3 separate regions of the Homo sapiens genome follow, and all the other regions are linked to region 1. Evidence: chromatin loops called from intact Hi-C (ENCODE). Cell type or tissue: heart left ventricle. All regions are shown on one strand.

The links. A loop is a pair of places that touch in the nucleus more often than their neighbours do. Peaks named below come from ENCODE experiments on the same cell type or tissue, not always from the same donor. Only the 100,000 strongest peaks of a DNase experiment are listed, where the experiment ranks them.
Region 2: a loop joins it to region 1, with 4 times the contacts of the local background. A loop is called at or near these places in 4 of 110 quality-filtered maps.
Region 3: it touches region 1 in a loop (29-fold over the local background); 2 of 110 quality-filtered maps call a loop at or near these places.

Annotation. Positions count from the first base shown.
Region 1 is chr1:232,314,958-232,322,957 of GRCh38, forward strand. No RefSeq gene overlaps it. Among named protein-coding and RNA genes, the nearest start is that of SIPA1L2, 310 kb to the right of the region's middle. In heart left ventricle, no CTCF peak of the experiment used is centred here; a DNase peak (open chromatin) is centred at 4,444; H3K27ac peaks cover 2,525 bases.
Region 2 is chr1:231,925,582-231,933,581 of GRCh38, forward strand. All of the region lies in intron 9 of DISC1 (DISC1 scaffold protein), which reads left to right. All of the region lies in intron 12 of TSNAX-DISC1 (TSNAX-DISC1 readthrough (NMD candidate)), which reads left to right. DISC1-IT1 (DISC1 intronic transcript 1) reads left to right here and starts at 253. Exons shown (of 4, transcript NR_126441.1): 1 at 253-369. In heart left ventricle, a CTCF peak has its summit at 6,462 (motif pointing left); a DNase peak (open chromatin) is centred at 3,948; H3K4me3 peaks cover 367 bases; H3K27ac peaks cover 3,436 bases.
Region 3 is chr1:231,843,229-231,851,228 of GRCh38, forward strand. The region is part of intron 9 of DISC1 (DISC1 scaffold protein); the gene reads left to right. All of the region lies in intron 12 of TSNAX-DISC1 (TSNAX-DISC1 readthrough (NMD candidate)), which reads left to right. LOC105373170 (a long non-coding RNA gene) reads right to left here and starts at 4,475. Exons shown (of 4, transcript XR_949268.4): 1 at 4,291-4,475. In heart left ventricle, no CTCF peak of the experiment used is centred here; no DNase peak of the experiment used is centred here; H3K4me3 peaks cover 4,870 bases; H3K27ac peaks cover 5,387 bases.

The sequences.
Region 1 (8,000 bases):
ATCAGCGCATTGGCTCATCATGTGGGCTCAGAACCTTAAAAAGACCCTGAGGGACTTTATGTCCCAAATAGAGTATGTGAGATGGAATTACAAACTACTGAGAGGCTAATTTATTCACAAATAAAGAAATGTGCTATTTCGCATACACCTGGATTTGTGGAGTGAGAGTCACCTTTGCCATGTCCACTATGTACAAGGCAATGTGTTAATGTTTTCAGTTCACTATCTTATTGAATCTTCCCAGCAGTACTGTAAATTCTGTTCTATAATTATTCTGACTCCATAGATAAGGAAACTGAAGAGCAGAAAAATCAAGTAAGTTTTTATGGGCTCAAACTAAAACATGGGAGAGCATGAAGTTGAACCCAGATAAGCTAATGTCAGATCCCTGTTTCTCAACCACCATGCCATTCTGGTCCTGATGATTTAAAGCCTTTATCCAAATAATGCAGGCAAAATAAGAGGAAATAATAACCAAAATTCATATGTGCACACACACACACACACACGAACACACACAAAACTTCAGTAATTGTACTATCCTCTTTTTTTCTGGAATTTGGTGGGATGTTTCTGTACCTCCTAGGAAATGGCCCAGTCCACCGTTTGTCTTGACCTGGCCTAGAAAGAGGTAACCAGGGAAATGACAACAATAATAATGGCAGACTTGCAGGTAAAAGAAGGTGTAACAATCCCAGCACTTTGGGAGGCCGAGGCGGGAGGATCATGAGATCAGGAGATCGAGACCATCCTGGCTAACACAGTGAAAGACCATCTCTACTAAAACTACAAAAATTAGCCGAGCATTATGGCACGTGCCTGTAGTCCCAGCTACTCAGGAGGCTGAGGCAGGAGAATCACTTGAATCCAGGAGTTGGAGGTTGCAGTGAGCTGAGATTGCACCACTGCACTACAGCCTGGACAACAGAGTGAGACTCCGACTCAGAAAAAAAAAAAAAAAAAAGAAGGTCTAACAAGGAAAACAATGAGAAATGATCATTCATTTCCTCTGCTAATACTTAGGAATAGGTTAATGGCAGTCAGTTGGAATCTCTTTTAGTGAATAAGAAAATAATGGAAAGGAGTAAAGGAAAAGAGTGCAGGATAAAAAAGAATAATGAAGGCCGGGCCTGGTGGCTCACGCCTGTGATCCTAGCAGTTTGGGAGGCCAAGGTGGGTGGATTGCCTGAGCTCAGGAGTTCCAGACCAGCCTGGGCAACACAGTGAAACCCTGTCTCTACTAAAATACAAAAAATTAGCCAGGCATGGTGGTGTGTGCCTGTAGTCCTAGCTACTCGGGAGGCTGAGGCAGGAGAATTGTTGAACCTGGGAGGGGAGGTTGCAGTGAGCTATAATTGCGCCACTGCACTCCAGTCCAGCCTGGATGACAGAGCAAGACTCTGTCTCTAAAACAAAAAAAGAAGAAGAAGAATAATGAGAATAAAGGTAGAGCAGAAAGGGTGAAAAAGAATTGGTGGAGAAGATAAAGCCCAGAGGGTGAACAAAAAGCAAAGGGCAGACTGCAAGGATCGGACTATGCTTCCCAGCCATCTAGCCCTAGGAAATCCTATTAGACAGCAAAAAATGAGATTATTGTATTTTTACTTTGCCACAGTATGCAAATGACTCCATTTAGCTGTTAAACATGTTGTTATTGAATTCTGAGAAATTCCCTTCATAAGATGTAATATTTTTGTGACAATATTGTCAGCAATGCCAGATTGCTTTTCTATTTTGGTTAAGCTTTTATCTGAGTCTAGTATATGTCATCTACTCCCAGATTCCAAATAATTGCTTTTATGCAATTTTTGTGTAAGCAAGAAATAATAACATGCTTAGAAATGTGAGAAATGTGTTAACCTTCCCATTATTTTTCAGGGCCCAGGAGAATTAGAGGGTGGGCCACAATAGGGAATGTAATTATTTCTCATGATGAATTTTTATGTATGTTAATATCCTTGAGAGCCCACATATCTGTTATTAACCACATTCATTTGTTTTGTTCCAGTCTTTGTGTCCCATGTTTTTAGTCCTACTTTTAGAGGCTTTTTGCATAACTGACAAAGACTTTTAAAACCTGTAAACAAAGGATTGTGAAATCACATTTTCTATCTCTGACACATTTATTCTTTCTTGGTGGCATCACTGTAATTCTGACTATAATTTAAAAAGAAACTGGACCCTCAAGACATCTTTGCAATCCCTGACACTATCATGACAATGCTTGTGGTTTCTGTAAATTTTTATTGATTTAGATGACTTTTCTGATAGAGAAAACTTCTCACCCATCCAGGATCAATCAGTGAGAAATAAAGAGGGAAGCAAATATGATAAATGTTTTGCATGATTCATTAGTCACAAAGCACATCTGCCCAGATCAGAACCATTTCACAGTCTGCTATATCTAGCTACTGAGTCCTGGACAATGACTACTGGGTTAGAAACAATAGTGACTTTCTTAAGAATAAGAAAGTCTAGTCATCTAATCAGCAACAACAGTAGTGTGATGGTTAATTTTATGTGTCAACTTGGCTAGCCCTAGTTGGTACCTGGTCAATCATTATCTGGTGGTATCTGGTCAATCATTATCTATGTGTTACTGTGAAGGTATTTTTTAGATGTGATTAACACTAAATCAGTAGACTTTGAGTAAAGCAGTTACCCTCCATAATGTGGATGGACCTAATCCAATCAGTTGAAGGTCTTAATGGAAAAAAGACTCACTTCCCCCCAGGAATTTTGCCAGCCTTTGGACTGGAACTGCAACATCAACTCTTCCCTAGGTCTCCGGCCTTCAGATCTACCCTGAAGATTTTGGACTTGCCGGCCTCCACAATCTCTGTCAATCATTCTCTCTTTCTCTCTTTCTATGAGTGTGTGTGTGTTTATGTGTATTTAAAAATCAAAATAATATAGAAATATGCACACATACATCCTATTGATTCTGCTTCTCTGATGAACTCTGTGATTGCTATAGGTAGGTAGCTAGGACCTACTTCCCAATTATTAACCTTCAATTGGCCAGGCTTTTTCTACCCTAGCTGGCTCATTGCTGGTAGCAAGGTTTAGCCAGACAACCAAAGAGTAGATGGAGAAACCACATTCTAACACCATTTTCCTGATTAACAGAGATTAACAGGTTCTTTACTTTCACATCAATAGAGATGCCTAGGTAAATGAAGATCTCCAAGGAGTCACTTAAGATAACTCTTGTTATAAGTAAGACCACTCTGGAACACCCCACAAGCATCCATTTTAAAGATTTTCAGCAGAACGGATGACCTCAAATCAGACAGAAACATTGAGGCAAATAAGGACCGACAAAGGCCTCTAGATTGATATAAACTAAGTCATTGGAGGATGTATCAGTTAGTTTTTGCTGTGTAACAAACCACCCCAAAATGTAGGAACTTAAGTTTTTTATTATTATTCCCAAGTCTATGGGTTCACTGGGCAGTTTTGCAGTCAGCCATTGGGTTGGCTGGGTGCTCTTGGTCTGAGATTGGTTACCAAATGTCTAGTAGTTGATGCTGGCTGCCCATTGCTCTCCAGGGTGCCTGGGCCACAAGTCTCTCACCATCCAAACACCAAGGGCTTTGTAAAGGTTTTGCTTTCTTTCAGCCAAAGTATTCAATGTTTGCATGCAAGGGAAAAAATATCACCTAAATCCCAAGCACACACATTGTTTTATGCCAGCTGATCTGATGGAGAGGGAGCAAAGGTCTCTTCTGTTTCCTTAGGCCATGGATTTAAAATAAATCAGGCAATACAGAATGCTCCTTTGTACTTGGTAAATTATTTATAATGGCAATTGACTAGAAAATATAGCCACAGACTTGGAAATAATAATTTTAAAAAGAGTTTATGTGACTCTATTAGGGAAATGGTGTGCTAATCCAGGTTTTGTTATCATTTCAGCCTGATGGCAGATTGTCCATGAAATCTTTCTAGATTCATGGAGGGAGAAGCTTTGAGGAAATGAATTCAGGAATCTAACGCAAAGAAAAGAAAGCGGCATAAACTTTCCCCCACCCCAGACCTGACATGAAACCCTAGGCGATCCCTCCTTCTCAAATGTTCATACCATGTGCCCTGAGTTATTTACCTAACAATGGTCATTCTTCTAATAACAGATCCTGGGATTCCTGAAACCATGCTTTCTCTCAGTGCTGTTGTCTCTGGGCACATACGCTGTTGAGATGGCGACATCACACACCCTTGAAATAGCAGTTGCACAAAGCAAACGTTTGCCCCAAGCATGTCAGACTTTTGACAGGCTGCAACATGATAAGTTACCAGACGTGTTCCCACAGGAGCCTGCGTGAATTGATTGCAACCAGACTCACCCGATGACAAGTGACAGACAGCGGATAATGCAGGGAGGTCAGGTGGGCTGCCAGGCCCAGGGCCAATTGCTCCCTGGAGCCCATCAACAAGGGACAGGACTCGGCAGGACCAGGCCGGCAGCCATCCTGGTTGGCTTCCAGCGGGTACAAGGAGAAATTGCAGCTGGCAGAAGCGCAGACTCCTGGTGCCACTCCAACACAGTGAGGGTAGAGGAAGGTGAGAGGAGGGTGTTACTCTTTAAAAGAACTCAGATTGCATATGAAATGCATCTCTTTCTTCTTGCTTTTGATCCCAAAATGAAAAGAGCTTAATCTCCTATCTGAAAAGAAGCTTTTCCTATGCTCTGCTGACACGAACAAACCATCAATCATTGCCTGGATTTCCTGAACCTCTCAGTACAGAGGCTTCCAGGCCAAGAAGGGTTGAGAAAGGCCTCCTTCCAGCTGAGGACAGTGAAGTGTGGTAGGAAGCAGGAGTCTCCCAGAAAGGGCATACCCTGTCTGATCCCTCCCTCTGACAACCTGCTCCACAAAATGATGTGGGGAGAGAGGGGTCATGGCTCAGACTCTGGGAAAACAGTGGCTTAGAAATTGATAAGTATTCAGACTGGACTTGGTTCCGAAACTGATTAAGCCAAACATCCTTTTCCCAGCTCTTCTGACTTCTCACTGCTGTTTCAAAGACCGCTCTTGGCACAGCAATGGGCAATTTCTCTCTTGTAAAACAGACCATAAAAAATGAAAGCACCAGATTTAAGGGGCACACAAACATGCACACACACACACACAAACACACACACATGCACACATATAAATACACACACATGCACGCATAAATACATACACATGCATGCATACAAATACACACAAAACCACAGCTAAAATCCTTTGTAATCCCAACCCAGCTATTTAAGTCATTCAGAACCTGGCTTGGAAAAGAGAGAGAGAGAGAGAGAGAGAGAGAGAGAGAGAGAGAGATGATAAAGTAGAAAGGTCTGAATAGGTTGAGTTACTCAGCATTCTGAATTTCAAAGCAACCTCTTACTTCCCAGGCTCCTGTCAATGTGCTGACACCGTGTATAATTTCAGACCTAAAACAGAGCTCTGTTCTTCTTTATCAGACTTTGGCCCTAAAGGCAATTTTGTCACCTCCCAGTACCATAATAAATTTAATGGGTTGTTGAATTACCTTCATGTGCCTGGGGCTTTGGCAGCATAGCTGTCTATAGCTGTCTTTTTATAACTTTTTATAAGGATAAAGTGCTGACTCTTTGTCCTTAGACAAACTTCAGATTCCATTGTGATTGACTGGTGGAATCAATGAGACATGAGATCAGGGAGTGGTTCTTGGGGTTCTTTTCCCTCTGAGAAAGCCATCTGACAGAAATAATCTTTGAGCCCCTAAAAGGTCAAGTTCCTATCGGACTCCTAATCTGGTCGACCCCTTGGGCTTGGCAGCAGAGTATGTAAGCAATGGCTGTGGCCAAGGTCTGAGCAGAATTGTGTTCCAGGTGGACAGTTCCTCCTTCCCCACCATGGTCTTCTGTCTCCACTTTCCAGTTGGGATGGGAGTAGCTTTAGCTTCTAGATCTGGAAGTTCATGTCGCCACCTTCTCTGGGCCACACCCTACCTGCTGGCTGCCACACCCATGTGCATGTGCCCCCTCCTCCAGCCCCAGAACCCCAACCCTCACCTGTACCCCAAAACCCCATGCTCGTGGAGACCTCAGTTTTAGATGAGTGGGGCTGGCTTAATCAAGCTGTTGGAAAAATCCAAAGAGAAGGACTAGTGAAGTCTTTCTCAGCCAAAGGTTGATTTTGAAGGAATCAATACAATCATCAATATTTTCACAAGGCCACTTTATCCTCCTTTTGGGGATTCCTCCAGAATGATTGTTGTTATTCATCTGTGTAAAAAGCTTTTTTTATTCACAAGTTCTTTGCATTCAACATACACTAAATTCTTTTATTATTCAGAAGGGTCAGGAGATGGAGTCAAATATGCTGCTTTAATGGCTCTCAAACTCTGATGTCTATAAGAATCACCTGGGGAGCTTGACTCTAATTGAGATTGCTGTGCCGTGACCTTAAAAGTTCTTATTCAGAAGGTCTGAAATTGGAATCGAGAATCTGCTGTTTTATAAGCTTGCCAGGAGATTCTGAGGTTGGTGGTCTAAGTAGCATGGCTTTTGTTAATAGTTTACCATTTGCAGCTAGTCTATTTTGACAGAATTATAATGCTTTCAAAATGGTCAAGGAAACCTAATAGAAGTACAGCTGACACATGAATAACACAGGTTTGAATGGCACGGGTCCACTTCTACGTGGGTTTTCTTCTGCCTCTGCTGCCCTTGAAACAGCAAGACAGACCCCTCCTCTTCCACCTCCTCCTCCTCAGCCTACTCAACATGGAGACAATGAGGACAAAGACCTTTATGATGATCCACTTCCACTTAATGAATAGGAAATACATTTTCTCTTCTTTATGATTTTCTTAATAGCATTTTCCTTTTTTGCATCATATAATATATACAACATACAAAATAGGAATAGGAAATACATTTTCCTTCTTTATGATTTTCTTAACCGGATTTTCCTTTTTCACAGTATATAATATATACAACATACAAAATATGTGTTAATTGACTCTTGACTATGTTATCAGTAAGGCTTCCAGTCAACAGAAGGTTATTAGTAGTTAAGTTTTTGGGGAGTAAAAAGTTATATGTAAATTTTTGACTGTGTGAGAAGTTGGCGCCTCTAAGCCCCGCATTGCTCAAGGTTCAACTATATAATTTTAAATGGCTTCGAGTCTGACGATCTGAGAATTCTGTTCTATATGCTTCTTCTGAAAGCTTTAGGATTTCTGCAGTGTGAAGTACCAAGTGATGGTCTCCTGTGGACCTTCGTGTGCCACAGCACCACCACATACGTGATGTTCATATGGAAGACCCTGTGAGCAGCTGGTTGGTGGGAGGCCCTAGTGGCTGGCTCGACACAACCCGGGTCATTGTGCCAATAGCAGAACTCATACCTCATCTTGCATGGCCACTCAGCCACACCTGTCCCAGAGACTCCACCCTTCACCTGCACTTGTCCTTGCAGACAGTCCTTGAGTCACAAAGAAAGCACTGGAAGAATCAGATAAGAAAATTATGGAATGATTGTTTGCAGAATCTGTGTTGACTTAGAGCAAGTTGCAAATGGGAGACATAAGGAGCAGAAGCAGGCAGGCCATGCTGAGAACAGAGAAAGCCAGGGCTTGTTTGATCTCCTTGGTTCACTGCTTGCCTGATATCCTGTAAATAAATGGGAATTTGCATTAAAACATCACCTGGCAGTGTTCCTTTTCAGCAAACACTGTGTTAAGGATCTGTGCTCACCTGAGAACTAACGCAGAATGGTCATGTTGTAACTTTCAGTCACCTCTGTGAAAAACCTGGCCACATTCAGAAGAGAAAGCATACATACATTTCCACTCACATGATAGGCCTGTTTATGGTCTGTATGTATTGAAAGAGTAAGAACAATAAATACCTAAGGCAGAATTTCATATCCTGACTCCACAGCAAATCCCAAAAGTGACTAGGGACCATCAGTAGGCCAACATGACCAGCAGGACCTAACCTTAACACTGAGGATGTGGAAGGTCGT
Region 2 (8,000 bases), 390 kb before region 1:
GATAAGTCCAAATCCTAACCCCTGATACCTGTGAATGTGACCATTCTTGGATTATAAGATCTTTGCAGATTTATGGATCTTGAGATAAGATCATCCTTGATTTAGGATGGGCCCTGAAATCCAATGATTAGTATTTTTTATGAGAAAGGAGTGGGAGATATGAGACACAGACACACAGAGGGGAATGACATATGAAGATGGAGGCGGAGACAGTAGTGAGGCATCTCAAGCCAAGGCATGCTACGGGTTGCTGACAACCACCAGAAGCTGGGAGAGAGGCACGGAAAAGATTCTCCCTCAGAGCCTCAGAAGGAACCCACTGGACTAACACCTTGACTTTGGATTTCTGGCTGCTGGGACAATGACGGAGTAAGTTTCTGTAGTTTTAAGCCACCCAGTTTTCGATACTTTGTCATAGCAGCATTAGGCAACTAATTCCATATCTCACCCATAATAAACACTCAGTGCTAGCAATTGGCTGCCACTGTGGTGATTATCAGCATGGAACTATGTGTTCCTGAAGAGAATTAGTTATTCCATTTCTATGAATATTTTCAACCCAAGATTGTTGCTCTCAGTTAACGTACTGAAAATGAACTTGGTGAAAAAGTAAAAGCTCTTCTACATATCCCATTTGTGGATAGACTTAAGAGAACAGAAAGCTTATTATGGAATAAGCAAATTAATACCTTTGGGATCAATAGAGTGTCTACAGTTCAAAACCCTATCAAAAGTGGGTTTACGTAAAAAAAACTAGTGTGTTATCCATGTGTAATATTTTGTATAATATACAAAATTCTGGAAAGGAAGACTCACAATGCCAGATCAAGTATTGCAACGTCAGTTATGGCAGGAACAAAGGCTCTTCCCAGAAGCCTGTCTTCATTGTGCATTCTTTCACCAGAACAACTTGCTGTACTTAAGGCACAGGACATTTGGATCTAGAGATGTAGCTGTTGTGACTCACCATTTCTATAAACTTGGTGACTGGTCCCAGGCTGTCATATCTGTACCTGATCCACTACAGGGATGAATTGACATTTTCAGTGGCTACTTTGAGTCCAGATATTAATAGATCAGCCTGAAAGGGAGGATGAGGCAGTAATAGCACTTTTACAAGCAATAGAAGACAAGCTCAGGGAACAAAAGAGAAGGGAAGCTCCTTGAATTTAAAGGCAAGGGCAGAGATTTATTCCTCCACTAAATCTAAGGACTAAAAGCTTAGGTGGAGAGAGGGCTCAAATGTGAATTCACTTCTCATGCTCCCTTTGTGACCTCCTTTAAGGAAGGCCAGATTTGAGGAATGAGATTTTCCCAAGGGGAGGAAGCATTGTCTTCATCACTTCATGTATTTTTCTCAGAAGGCTATTGGCCTCCTGGAATTTTTACTTAGAATTCCAGATAGTCCAATGATGCTTTCTAGGTACCGTGGCTTTCACTGTGGTGAGAGTTTTGGCTGCAGTGCTTTTCTGTAACCCACTCACAAAGCCTTTGGGGATGGTGATAGTATAGGGATTGTCCTTCCAACTAGTTGCTCTCCAACTAGAAAGGCGAATCCCTTTTTCTTTGAGTCACAGAGGATGGAGAGGCTCAGCATTCTCATTCCCTGTTTGGGTTTCCACCCCTGTGGCCATGCAATTTCCATTTATAGCCATGTATTGGCTTACAAGCCTAACACCAATCCTGACCCAAAGCATGAGGCACTCTCACACATTTCTAGGTTAAGAACACTAAAAAGCAGGATCATCAGGTTATTTTTTGTTATTTGTAGATTTCTGCATAGCCTGATGCTTCAACTTCCCAAGACCTCATTTCTTCCCAGAGTAGCTGGAGTAGCTGGACCTTTATCATGTTCTGGTATCAAATTCTGCCTTGGTAATGTGTACAATGCTTCAAGAATTGCGGACTCCATATTACTCTCCTGTGTCATGTAGTTCTCTCTTTGTGAAAGCCATCCTTCCCTGAAACCCCTCATCCACCTGCCTACCTTGCCAACATTCCCTGCTCCTGGGTTGCCCTTCATTGTGTTCTATTTATGGGTAACCATGCTTTGCCAGGAACCATGCCAAGTACTTGGAATACGAAGGAAGTCATTGATGGAGAGGACACACAAGTAAGTAAAGGGCCCTGATAAAATGCGACGAGAGCTAGGCACGTGGATTTTTATGCAACAAAGGAGATAGGCAAGGAGCCCACGAACTAGTTTCCAAATGCTGGACCCCCTTGATCAGGACCTTTTCGGAGCAGGCTCAAGTGTCTCCCAACACCTATACCTGGCTGGACCCCTTGCCATTGTCTCACCACAAGTTGATGCTATAGTTCCAGAGGGCTGCCCCGCCAGGCCACTCTGTCTTTTGCAATTCCAGGGTGGGATGTGCATTGTCTACTTGGACCTAGGAACTCCCTTCAGCAGTTCTCCTGTGGACCTGTATCCAAGCCACCCTACAAAGTGAGCATGCACTCTGATTTAGGAAACTTTTCTTGAGAGATTTATTCTATAGTCTCCCTAACATCCCATTCTGGTGTTTATTCCATTAATTTAGAGCAAACACCCATTCAGTGAAGGGCCCTGAAAGGCATAGAAAAGGACAAAGTATCAGACTTGATTTCTGCTCTCAGCTATTAAAACTGGAGAGGCAAGGCACATAGAAAGATAGGGATGACATGATATTTAAACAAATGTTCTACACAGTGTTTCTCAATATAATGTTCTTGTCCTGTTGGGGGGCTTTTCAGTAAGCAGTGTCAGTGAAAGGGCAGTGACAGCAGGAGATGATTTTTGGTTATTTTCTGCATAGGCATCCTCAGTATGGAAGGCTGTGCCCACCTACGTTTGAAATGTGCAAGCTTGATTCTTCTCTCTTTTCTTCTTTATTAGTCTAGCTAGCGGTCTATCTATTTTGTTAATCTTTTCAAAAAACCAGCTCCTGGACTCATTGATTTTTTTGAAGGGTTTTTCGTGTCTCTTATCTCCTTCAGTTCTGCTCTGATCTTATTTACTTCTCGTCCTCTGCTAACTTTTGAATTTATTTGCTCTTGCTTCTCTAGTCCTTTTTATTTTGATGTTAGGGTGTCGATTTGAGATCTTTCCCACTTTGTCCTGTGGGCATTTAGTGCTATAAATTTCCTTCTAAACACTGCTTCAGCTGTGTCCCAGGGATTCTACAATGTTGTGACTTTGTTCTCATTGGTTTCAAAGAACTTATTTATTCCTGCCTTAATTTTGTTATTTACCCAGTAATCATACAGGACCAGGTTGTTCAGTTTCCATGTAGTTGTGCGGTTTTGAGTGAGTTTCTTAATCCTGAGTTCTAATTTGATTGCACTGTGGTCTGAGAGACAGTTTGTTATGATTTCCGTTCTTTTGCATTTGCTGAGGAGTGTTTTACTTCCAATTATGTGGTCAATTTTAGAATAAGTGCGATGTGGTGCTGAGAAGAATGTATATTCTGTGGATTTGGGGTGGAGAGTTCTGTAGATGTCTATTGCGTCTGCTTGGTCCAGAGCTGAGTTGAAGTCCTGAATATCCTTGTTAATTTTCTGTCTTGTTGATCTGTCTAATATTGACGGTGGGATGTTAAAATCTCCCACTATTGTTGTGTGGGAGCCTAAGTCTCTTTGTAGGTCTCTAAGAACTTGCTTTATGAATCTGGGTGCTCCTGTATTGGGTGCAGATATATTTAGGATAGTTAGCTCTTCATGGAGGCAACCTCAAGTAGCATTATTGTTCTTTTCATCCTTCCTCTCCTACTCACCTCCCCCACTCCTGACAAAATATGGAAATCCTGTCCCTGAGTAGTCTTGTTCACAATACACAATCTCACAGCCAAAGGAATGTATTTTTAACCCTGAGACGCCGAAAACGGCTTGAATCATTCATGCTGTCGTCTATTAGTCTGCCGCTGTGCTGTTATTTTTCCCAGGCTTAATGAGCCCTCATGGCACTGCGCTGCCTCAGAGCACGGCCGCAGCTTCAAGCACAGACAAGCCTGCTCTTTAAATATGCAAGTCATCAGCCTTTCTTGGAAAATGCTATGGGGAAGGTGCTCTGGACAAGCAAACAGATGATTTTTGCAGACTGTTCTGTAGTTAATTTGGGTCATGAAGCCCACTGTGGCTCAAGGAGTTTAGGGGACAGAAAAGGGGCTTTTGAAGGATTAACAACCAGATAGGAAGAAAGAAACAAATGAAGGGTAATCCTGGTTTTCTTTTGAGACTGACAAGAAAAAGTTGTTTGAAAGGAGGACACTCCACCATTGTTGTTGTTGAAGGAGAGCTGTACTTCTGATGTCCCCCAGGCTTTGTAGTAGTTAAGGGGTGAGGGATTGCAGGAGCTGCTCAAACCTGGCTGCTAATATGACACTAGGAGCCTGGGTGACACAGGGGCCATGGTGCCAGCTGCAGGTAGCGTGGGATTGACCCTGTTAGCCCTGGACATCAAGCCTGGAGTGAGAGATGGCCCGAAAACCCCTGGGACCTGATACAAGCAAGGGCTTTGGGATCAACCAGGCTCTCACTAACAGGCATCACTCAAAAAGAAAAGCATTTATTTAATAGAGAGTTTCAGAAAATGTTCCCCTTATTATTTTTCTTTGATTTTTGAATTGGAAGGCGCTTAGAGATCCTGTCCTTTAACCCTTGCGTTGTGCAGATGAGAGATGTGAGGTCAGGGAAGTTTAGTGGGCTCAGGGACGCACACGGAGTTCACAGGGTAGCCCGATGCAGTGGGAGGGTCGATGGGCTTCTGCCTCAGAGTTCTTTTCACCCTAACATTTCCTGTGCATTTGTTTACGTGTGCCAGGGATCGCTCTAAGTGCTTTGTACACATTAAACTTATCTAATCTTTACCCTAACTGTGAGAGGTGGCTGCCATCATTTTTATTTAATTTCACTTTGCATTAAATGATGTTGGCACAGTGATGTTAAGTCTGTTGCCCACAGTCTCCTGCCTGGAAGTGACAGTCAGGATTCAAGCCAGGCAGTGGGAGCCTCTGGAGCAGCCCTCCAAACCTCTACCCCATATGGCTCACATAGCCTCTAAAAAGGGTTTTGTGACTGATCTGAGATCCTAACCATTATCTATGACTTCATATTCCTGAGCAGGGGGCAGCTGGGGAAGCATTTCAAGATACTCAAGGACAAAGCACCCATCAACATAGATGGGTGCAAACTCAATGCTATCTAGTTCGCTGCAGCTGTTTGGCTAAAGGAAAACAGAATACCTGCAGAGCTGATGGCTTGGAGACTAGATGTACAAGATTACAAGCCAGATGCAAGTCTAGTTTCTGGGGTCCATCTGTGAGCAGAGGTGTGGGTGGAGGCCCAGAAGCCAGGCTACCATTTGGGATTGACTCTTAGCTCCTTACATGCACTTAAGCAGCCATTCATGACCTTTTCTGCAGCTCAACTGATACACTCAAGGCTGGGCATGTCCTTCTGTTCTAGTCATTCTGCTTTTGGTCCACTTCTATATGTTTGTTACCAAACTAGACATTGTCTTCAAGACCCACTCTGGCCAAGTCCTGGGGTCATGTTTAGTCCTGGAAGGACCTCCAGGAGATGGAGGTAGTTCTTAGTTGACCAGAGGGGAGCAGGACCACCTGTGCTTTAAGGTCATCCTGATTTCCTGGTGGTCGTTAATACGAAAGAAGCTACACCAGGCTTGACTTCTCTGAGTCAGTGGTGTTCAGAGCCCTTGACTCACCCTGGACCTGGGCTTGGCAGGAATTTCTCTAACCTTAGGTGGATGTATGGGTGAGTCTGCACAGCAACTTACTGTTCTGGTGCATTTGTGTTGGCATGCCCATGTACCGGGAGATGCCCTAGGGACTTACTTATGACATACTGACCTAGAGAGGGTTTGCGTATAAAATTTTAACTTGACTCACTGGTTCCTGGCAGGGTCAATAAATATTTGTGGACTCACTGAGTGAATGAGTGAGTGAATGAATGAACCAGTCTGCTAAGAAGTGTGAGCACAGAATATGTGTGCTGTTCTGACACATGATGACCCTATCATCCTTTGAGGACCTACCATATAGCTCAGTTTTGACACTGCTTGTGATTTTTTTTTTTTTTTGTCTTTGAGACAGGGTCTCACTCTATCACCCAGGCTGGAGTGGAGTGGCATAGTCATAACTCACTGCAGCCTTAAACTCTTTGACTCAAGTGGTCCTCCTGCCTCAGCTTCCTGAGTACTTGGGACCAGAGGCGTGTGCTACCATGCCAGATAATTAAAAAAAATTTTTTTTTTATAGACAAGGTCTCACTGTGTTGCCCAGGGTGGTCTTGAACTCCTGACCTCAAGCAATCCTCCTGTCTTGGCCTCTGAAAGTGCTGGTTTTACAAGTGTGAGCCACCAACCCCTGGTCCCACCTGTGATATTTTTCACCAGCTCATGGCCGTGGGGAGCCCGACTATTTGCATACGTGTTTTTTGCTCAGTACTGACACCTGGTGGCAGTGTCCCAAATTGCAAGCACAGTCTCTAGCATTAACTCAGTGTCAGGACTTTGGTGTGGCGGACCATAAGAATGGGAGCCTCTGGAGTTATGCAGAGAGAAGTAGCCCTACCAGGGAAGATGTAATCTTGCAAAATAACCTACCTAATGACAATGAGTCTCTTGTCTTTTCTTAGGGCTGCATAATCAGCACCACCTGATTTAGTGGTAAGAGGAAAGGTGCTAGTGGGAAATGCCATTATTTAAAAATACCTGGAGACTACTGATCTAGTTTAAGACCAATATTTGTCCCACATTTGATATTAGAACCAATAGAATGATAGAAGTAATAGCTATGGTACTATTAATAGCTCCTATTGAGGACCTGTGAACACACTGCTGGACCCTGTATATTTAGTATTTCTAATCCTCATGATAACCTAACACATAGGGATTATTATTTCCATTTTACAAATTAGGAAATGGAGCTTTGGTTTAGTAACATGCCTGAGTTCATGGTAGGGGCTGGATTTGAATCTCAATTTGCTTGACCTCAAAGGCTATGCTCTTTCACTCTGCTTCAAGGGTACTGTGTTACTCCAGGGGTGCCATTCACATTCTAGTCAGTGTACATGGCATTTCTGGGGTTGTGTGACTTGTAGCCATCCTCTTTCCATCATTCCCACTGCCTCTCCAGGAGCCAATCATTTATGTCTCTTCTAAGCTCAGTGGGTGACTGAGGCTGTGAAGACATTTAAAATTGAATAATGTATCCTGTAGTAGATGCATTGACTATTTCTCTAGAGTTGGCATCCTAAAATTCAAAATTTTTGGTCTGGCAGCCTGTGAAAAAAATCGTATTTTGCCTCTAATTCTCAACCCTGGAGAGCGCCAATTAGTTGTGAAGTTACTTTCAAACTGAAGCCCAATTTATACTCCTAATAAAAACATCCAATGTAATCATATGTGAAATGGAGGCTAATGGCCCTATACCACCCGAGCATCACCATAGTGATGGTGTTGAGGATAAAAATGATGACAATGACAACAGCAGCGATGATAATAGTTAACCATTGTCGAGTACCCATTATTTCCTTGACTCCTTATAGACACTCTGTGAGGGAAGTAATAGTATTGTCCCAATTTTCAGAGGAGGAAATGAGGTGTAGAGATGCTAGTTATCTTACCCAAGCTCAGTTGACTGTGCTGGTAAGTTGTGAAGTTAACCTAGGTTAGCCTGAGTTCACAGGCTATGCTAGATTAACTTCAGCTAGCCTTGCTTTTAACCACCTACACTGACAGCCTTTCAATTGTAAGAGGAGCTTTGGGTTTTTGCTTTGAAAGTAGAAACAAGTATCTAGTGATAATAATATGCCTAATAATTATCCTGCACAAAATAAATAATCCAGCCACTTATCACCACCTCTAAGGCACCTTCTCATCCTGTCGTTTTAAGGTTTTGTTCTTTTGGTTCTGTCCCCAGCCAGGTTTTCTTTTCCCTCCACATGCCTGGTGTGGTGTGAGTAAAGCATCTGCCATTTTGATTATGGCACACTTGCTA
Region 3 (8,000 bases), 470 kb before region 1:
CAAGCATGAGAGGTGATAGAGAAAAGCTTCCTTATGGGGACCGCAAGAAGTTTAGTGGGGCTGCGTTGTTCAGTGGGGTGGAGGAGTGGGGAGAGCTTCAGCTCCAGAATTAGGCAGGGGCCAGGTGGGCTTGTGTACCACTTAAGGAGCTTGGAAATGGTCCTAAGAGCAATAGGAGGCACTTGGACAGATTTAAGCAGGGAGTGATCTGATAAGATTTGCATTGGGGGGATGAAAAAAAGGCCACACTGGGTCCAGCTGCAGAATGGAGAGAGAATCCACTCCACACTGGGCACGAGGGCCATCCCCCTGCAGGGAGGCCAGTGGCAGGAGAGAGGAAGGTGACAGGAGAGCAGCTGTGAGAACGAAGAGGAGGGGATACGTTACAAAGTTGTTCAGCAGTGAGAACCAACAGGACTTGAGAGTGGATGCTTAGAGGCAGGAGGTGCAGGTGGTCATGAGGGAGGAGATAAGATAGAAGCTTAGCTTTCTGGCCTGGACCACCGGTGGGGGGTATTCATTAGAATCAAGGCCATAAGAACAGCAGATTTGGAAGAGATTGTATGTCTCCTTTGAGCCAGTTGAGTTTGCAGTTTCTGAGTGACATCCAGGTGGAGATGTTCAGTGGAGAGCTGGTTGCAAAGCTGAGGAAGGAGAGCTGACTGACGGCAGGGCTTTGGCTGTTCTCAGCATATGGATTATAATTAGAGCCGTGCAGATAGATGAGAGTGCATGGGAAAAGCCAGTGCAGAGACAAGATGGTGCAAAGGAGTATCCTAAAGAACATTAATCTTTAGGGGACAGGCAGAGGACAAGGAGCCACAAAGAAGCATGAGAGACTGTGGTCAGGGATGAGGGAGGACCGGCAGGAGTGTGTGAGGAGCACGGATTGTTTTTGTTTGTGGGGTTCCCCTGCCTTTAGGGACACACTAACTCTTTGGATATCAACTGGTTGTCCCGGAATTCCATTTAGCTCTGTTTGACTTGTGTGCAGAGCCCATGGTTTTCACAGCCCCTCTTCCTTTCAGATTTGATAATTTGCTAGAGTGGCTCACAGAACTCAGGAAAACACTTTACTTATGTGTACAGGTTTATTGTAGAGGATACAACTCAGGAACAGCCACATGGAAGAGATGCATAGGACAAGGTATGGGGGTGGCGCAGAGCTTCCATGCCCCCTCCAGGTGCGCCACCTCCCAGCACTGCCATGGCCTCACCAGTCCAGAAGCTCTCTGAACCCTGTGGTTTAGGGTTTTCATGGAGCTTGGTTTTATACATTTTAGGGAGACATGAGACATCAATCAAATACATTTAAGAAATACATTGGTTTGGTCCAGAAAGGCAGGACAACTTGAAGCAAGTTGGGCGGGCAGGGAGGCTTCCAGGTTATAGGAAGGTTTAAAAATTTTCTGATTGGCAATTGGTCAAAAGAGTTATTATCAATACCCAGCATTTTGGGAGGCCGACGGGGGTGGATCACGAGGTCAGGAGATCAAGACCATCCTGGCTAACACGTGAAACCCCGTCTCTACTAAAAATACAAAAAAAATTAGCCGGACATTGTGGTGGGCGCCTGTAGTCCCAGCTACTCGGGAGGCTGAGGCAGGAGAATGGCATGAACCTGGGAGGCGGAGCTTGCAGTGAGCTGAAACTGTGCCATTGCACTCCAGCCTGGGCGACAGAGCAAGACTCTGACTCAAAAAAAAAAAAAAAAGAAAAAAAAGAAAAAGAAGAGTTATTATCAATAAGAAGGAATGTCTGGGTTTCGATAAGGGGTTGTGCAGACCAAAGTTTTCTCATGCAGCTGAAGCCTCCAGGTGGCAGGCTTCAGAGAGACTAGATTGTAAATATTTATTATCAGATGTAAGGTCTGTGTTGATGTTAATACCGGAGGTTATATTGAGGCATGTTCAACCCTACTTCCCGTCATAGCCTGAGCCAGTCTTTCTGGTTAAATTTTAGAGTTCTCTGGCCTGGCAGGAAGTCCATTTACATGGTTGAGGAACTTAGAATTTTGTTTTTGGTTTACAAAGAGAAAGCAGAGAAGGGTGATGAATGACTGAGCCACATCCTGGTGCCAGCTCTGGACCGGGTTTGGCTGTGGTCTCCACAAACATTTTTGAATGAATACATGAGTGAGCAAGTGAGTGAGTGAATGGGAGGAAGGCCGGCGGGGGGAGGTTTGAGGAGAGTGGGGAAAGGTCTGCTGTGGTGCCTTGAAGGTGGGGAGACCTGGCACGGGGAACACAGAATTGCCAGGTGGATTTGGTGCCCATTTGGAAGGTGGCCCAGTGACTTCTGGGGACAGTGTCCCTGAGATCATGCATTTTCCCCAGCTGTGCTCAGCAGCCTGCTTCAGGGAGAGGGAATGGCAACAGCGAGCACGCCAGGCTGGGGGTTTCCAGGCAGGTAGAGGAGAAAGGCAACTGGGTTCGGGAGCCGAACGGAGTGGCAGGAAGGTGAGTGAAGTGATGGATGGCTATGTCTACACTGGAGGCTGGTAAAGGAGGGAAAGTGATAGGTTGAGGGGTGGGTGGCTGGATGTGGTCGTGGAACAGGGGCAGAAATAACTAGGGTGTGGGAAAAGTAGTGGCAAGGTGGCTGGGAGCTTGGTGGCTCAGTTTGGGTGCAGATGAAGCCAAGGTGAAGTGAGGTGGGATGGTGAGACCAAGGACCCAGAAGCCCAGGTGTCGGCCTGGTGATGCAAGGATGGCGGCAGGGCTCGGGGTGGGGAGGAGGTGGAGGTCCAGGATCAAGGCCCCCAGAGAAGGGGGATGTCCCAGATGAGAGCAATGAGAAGGACAGCTTGGGGTGAAGCTGAATGCCCTGAGCCTTCAAGCAGCAACAGATTATACCTGAAGGTAGAGCCACGTTAGGGACGTGGGAGGACACTGACTGCTTGGGTAGGGGTGGGGAGTGAGCATCCACACTCGAGTGGCTGCAGATGCCATGAGACCCTCCAGGGATGACCAGGTCACTGTTAGGGCAGAGAGGAGGAGGCAGCTTTCAGAAGGAGCTGGGCATGCAGAGCTTGCTAACCAGTGATGGAGGATCCAGGCAGTAGGGCAAAGCCCATGGAGGGGCCCACAGGACGGGACAACTGCGAAGACACTGTCTGCCTTGGAATGCGGGCAGCATCTTCATAGCCATCCAGGGATTTGGACCCTGGCCTTCCTAAGTGAGAGCTATACTTTTTCTATAATTTCTGCCACTACATAACTGCCAAAGTTAAAGGTGGAAAAAGAGTCTCTGTCCTAGCTTTTCAGCGACCTTTTCAAAAGGAACAGAAAATCGTCGCATTCTCTTGCTTCTACAATGCCAGTGATTGTCTGATGCATCCTGGGTTTGACAAAGGCAGGTAGACACTCACGGTGCAGGGACACGCCAGTTCCAAATCGCATCTTTACTTTTTAAATGTTGAAAAACAAAAAAGACAGTGCATCTTAGAATTTAAGGCAACATAGTAACTAAAGTGGCGGAGGCTTTTAACTGAAACCAGAAGAAACAGCATGAGTTTTGTTGTTTTATGTTTCTTAGCTGAAAGAAACTCAGGCAGGATAACGTGATAAGGAAACTCAGGTATTTGCCTGTGATTAGTTCAGGAACTGTTGAAAAAAGACTCTGGGATTGGGCAGAACTAGAGTTTAGATCACTAGCTTGAAGGACTTTTAAGTCCAGTTTAAGATTTGGAGAGAGTTATAAAGGCTAAGCCAGCATTTATAAGAACATGTACCAATTAGAGAAGTACAGGAGAATTTGCTGTTTTCTCTGTTATTATAAAGATCATTGTTCTTAAATTTACATTAGTTTGCTAGGCCTACTGCCACAGAAAACCACAGACTGAGTGGCTTGGACAACAGATGTTTATTTTCTCCCAACTCTGAAGGCTGGAAGTTCGAGATCAAGGTGTCAGCACAAATGGTCTCTCCCTAAGCCTCTCTGCTTGGCTTGCGGATGGCTGTCTTCTCCCTGCGTCCTCCCTCACATGGCCTTCCCTTTGTGTGTGTCTGTGTCCTCATCTCCTCTCCTCATAGGGATGCCGATCAGACTGGTTTAGGGCTCAACCTCTTGACCTCGTTTCAATGTTATCACCTCTCTAAAGACCGTGTCTCCAAAAAGTCACATTCTGAAGTACCAGGGATTAGGGATTCAACATATAAGTTTTGGGGGAGGACACAGTTCAGTCCATAGCAGCCTATTCCATACCTCATTTTATAAGAAGAGAATTTAAAATCAGATCCTTGCCTAGCACTCTTCTGGTCACACACAGAAAATAATCCAGAAAGTTACCTTGGCTGCTCAGCCTCATGTGGCTGGACCCTCTGTTGCTGTAAGACCTCACCGGACCCTTCTCCGTCCTCGCTCCTTCACATGCTGGAACCTTCCTTACATGTCTAGATGCACCGAGCTTGTTCACACCTTCAGGGTTTGTTCCCTCATCCTAAAATGGTTTCTCCTTAGTTTTATATGGCTCTACCCTTGTGCCGTTTTGGCCTCAAGTTAAATCCTGTTCCTCCAAGAAGCCTCCCTGACCATCCAATGGAAAGCAGCCACCCAGCAATGCCAGATCTCATTACCCTGTCTCAGTGCTCAGTGTGGTACTTATTGCTGGCTGATAGGGCCTCATTTATCTTGTCACCAATGTCCCCAGCACTGAAGCAATCCCCAGCAGATAGTGTCACTCAAATATTTGCCAAGTGAATGAATAAAACCAGAAGAGTTAGGAAGAAATGAAGAGAGCTGCTGGGAAGAATCTGGATGTTCCTGAAGTCCAAGACTTTATTTTTTTAGGTGGGATTCATCAAAAGGAGGCAGTTTGCCTGAGGTCCCTTCCCTGGGCAAAGAGAGAAACAGGGCTGGTCTGACTCCAGGCCTGTCTGTGACTTTGATTGTTTTAACAAGCAGATGGTATTTTTGTACACAGTGACTTGGAGAACTTGGAGACGCGTATCAATGCCGCCTTTCTTCCCTGTCCCTTGCATAACAGGTTTGGTGTCTTGGATCAAGTTTGGGGCAGCATCAAACTGCGCCACTAGACTGCATCCCATGATGCAGGGATTATACTGTATTCATACCCTGCAGTGTTTGCACATAGAAGCCTTACTATAAATGTTTGCTGAGTGAAAAACAGTGAATAAATGAGCGAATATTTAAATGACAAGAACTGACAGTCTTTTGAAGTTCCTCTAGGGTGGTGCTTCTCAAACTTCAACATCCATCTGAACCATCTGGAAAGCTAGTTAAAATGCCAGGTGTGATTCAGGAGGTCCTGGGTAGCCTGAGAATCTGCATTTCTAATGAGTTTCCAGGTGATGGTATTGCTGCTGTTCTCACCTCTCCTTTGTGTAGCAAGGCTCTAGGATGTGTCCAGGATGGTCTATCTACTTGGTCAAAGATAATCTTGTGAGTTGACTAGTCATCAAAAGACCCCGATCACTTCTCAGTTTGTCCAAAAAATAACACATGCAACTTTCAGCCAGTTACTTAACCTCAGTGATCTTCAGTTTTTGTGCATAGGTGAATTGGAGATGGGTGTTAATGCCCCCTTTCTTCCCTGTCCCTTGCATATTATGCCTGATGTCTTGGATCAAGTTTTGGGCAGTATCAAACTATGCCATTAGATCATATCCCATGATGCAGGGATTACATTATATTCATACTCTGCAGTGTCTTGCACATAGAGGCCTTACTGTAAATGTTTGCAGTGAAACAACGAATAAATGAGTGAATATTTAAAAGACAAGAACTGACAGTCTTTTGAAGTTCACTTTGGAGGAACCTAGTCCAATTATCAGGAGATATTATTTGTTGAACACTTTGTACCTGCTGAGCTTCTTGATATGTGTTACGTTTACTTATCACAACAATCCTGCAAGGTGGAATTATTATCCTCATTTTTTTTTTTTTTTGAGACAGAATTTTGCTCTTGTTGCCTAGGCTGGAGTGCAATGGCCTGATCTCGGCTCACTGCAACCTCTGCCTCCCAGGTTCAAGTGATTCTCCTGCCTTGGACTCCCGAGTAGCTGGGATCATAGGGATGCGCCACCACGCTCGGCTAATTGTGTATTTTTAGTAGAGACGGGGTTTCTCCCTGTTGGTCAGGCTGGTCTTGAACTCCCTACCTCAGGTGATCCATCCACCTCGGCCTCCCAAAGTGCTGGGATTACAGGCGTGAGCCACCGTGCCTGGCCTATCCTCATTTTACAGAAGAGGAAACTAGTGCTCAGAGAGGTTAGACAACATGCCCAAGGTCCCCAAGTCAATAACCAGGAGCCAATAGCAGGGCTCTGATGATGATGATGGTGGTGTGTGTGTGTGGTGTAGTGTATGTTTGTGTTTTCATGTGTATATGTGTGTGTATGTGTGCGTGTGTTTCCCTCATACCATTTTGCTTATCAAATGATCCTTTAGGTTCTTTCCAAGTGTATGATTTTAGGTCAAAGACAAAGCATGACACAGTTCACTGTGAATTGTGAGTTATTATACAAGCTCGTGAAAGAGTCGGATACCTTTTCTGATCCTCAATATAACCTTTGTCTTCTCACCACCATAACACGTTGGTTTCTCTTCAGGAACTGATTTTATATTCTCATGAGCACATATGCAGTTTCTCCTATAGACTGTAAGATTTTTAAGAGCAAGGACTGGGTCTTATTTTTCATTTTGTTCCCTAGTGTCTTCGATCCTTATTGCATTCAGTGGTTTGATTTGAACAGAACTTTGGAAGCATGAGACAGACTCTGTACATTAAAATGCTTCCATAGCACTCACCATGGTGTCCAAAGTGTCACTAAATCTCTGCTTGCTTGAGATTTCTCTATCTTAATTAATCTTGATTTGTGCTGTTTTTTTGTGAAAGAGTAAATGCCTGTGGGAGGGCTGGGCCCCACCTACGGAGAACTCTGGTAGTGTGCCAAGAGCAGGACTGCATAATTGGTGCATGTGACAAGGAACAGAGGAGGGTGGAGGGGTCCCTGGATGATGGGGGTGCCTTCCCCTTGGCTGTCTTTATTGTGTCCCCATTGGCATTACTGTTACTGATCACTAAATCAGGGAACAGACGGAGGCGTGAGGTAGGATCCTACGACAGACAGCCTTTAGTGAGTTACCAATGACGCCAGAGTTGACCATCAAGTAAATCTGTTGCCTTTTGAAAGACATGTCTGTCTGTACAATGCTAGGGCCTGAGTTGCTTAACCTTCTAGTAAACCATGAATTTCTCTCACATGTCCTTGGGGTGATGAAAATCTTCCCGAGTTGTGCGGAGCACAAAGTAGAACCTGACAGGGAATGTTCTGAAATAATTGTGTGGATGGTGACAGGTAAAAAAATACACTGTAGAGATATCGATCCTGTACGAATGCAACCTAAGTTGTTGCTCTGTTAAGAAATGTTTTTGGAGTTCTCTATACACTAAAAAAAGAAGAAAAAGAAAAAGAAGAAAAGTGGAAAAGAAGAGATTTCTCTTGTCTTGTATGAAGCAGCAAAATAATATTCTATCAGAATTGTTTTAAATATGGTAAAGTGGGGCACTTCTATTTAAAGGGTACGTCTTTGGTTCATTTTTTATTTTTAATTGCCCTGATATCTCTTGCTTTTGGGAAAGTCCGACGCTCTGGCTCTCTGCTATCTGTTCAACCAGCCTTCAGTAGAAGTGGGAACACAAATGGCTCATTGTTTTAATTTTGGATTTCCTTAGGCTGTTGCTGTCACCTAGTCATCTCAGACACTCTTACAGGGAAACCAGCACTGGCAGGGTGTGAAGGTCATAGCAAGGGCAGCAGTGCTTCCCAGGATCATGTGCCTGGAGAGGTCGGTATGCCCTGACTTCTAAAGGGGGCCTGCCTTCCACAGGACGAGCACTTACTGAGCGCTTCTCCTGCACTTACTGTACATTCTCATCCATATGTTAGTTGTTGTTACCATAAATGTCCTCACACATCTGTGGCATGTGGATGACAAGAGCTTCTGAGTATATTTTTTAACTGTGTTTTTCGAAG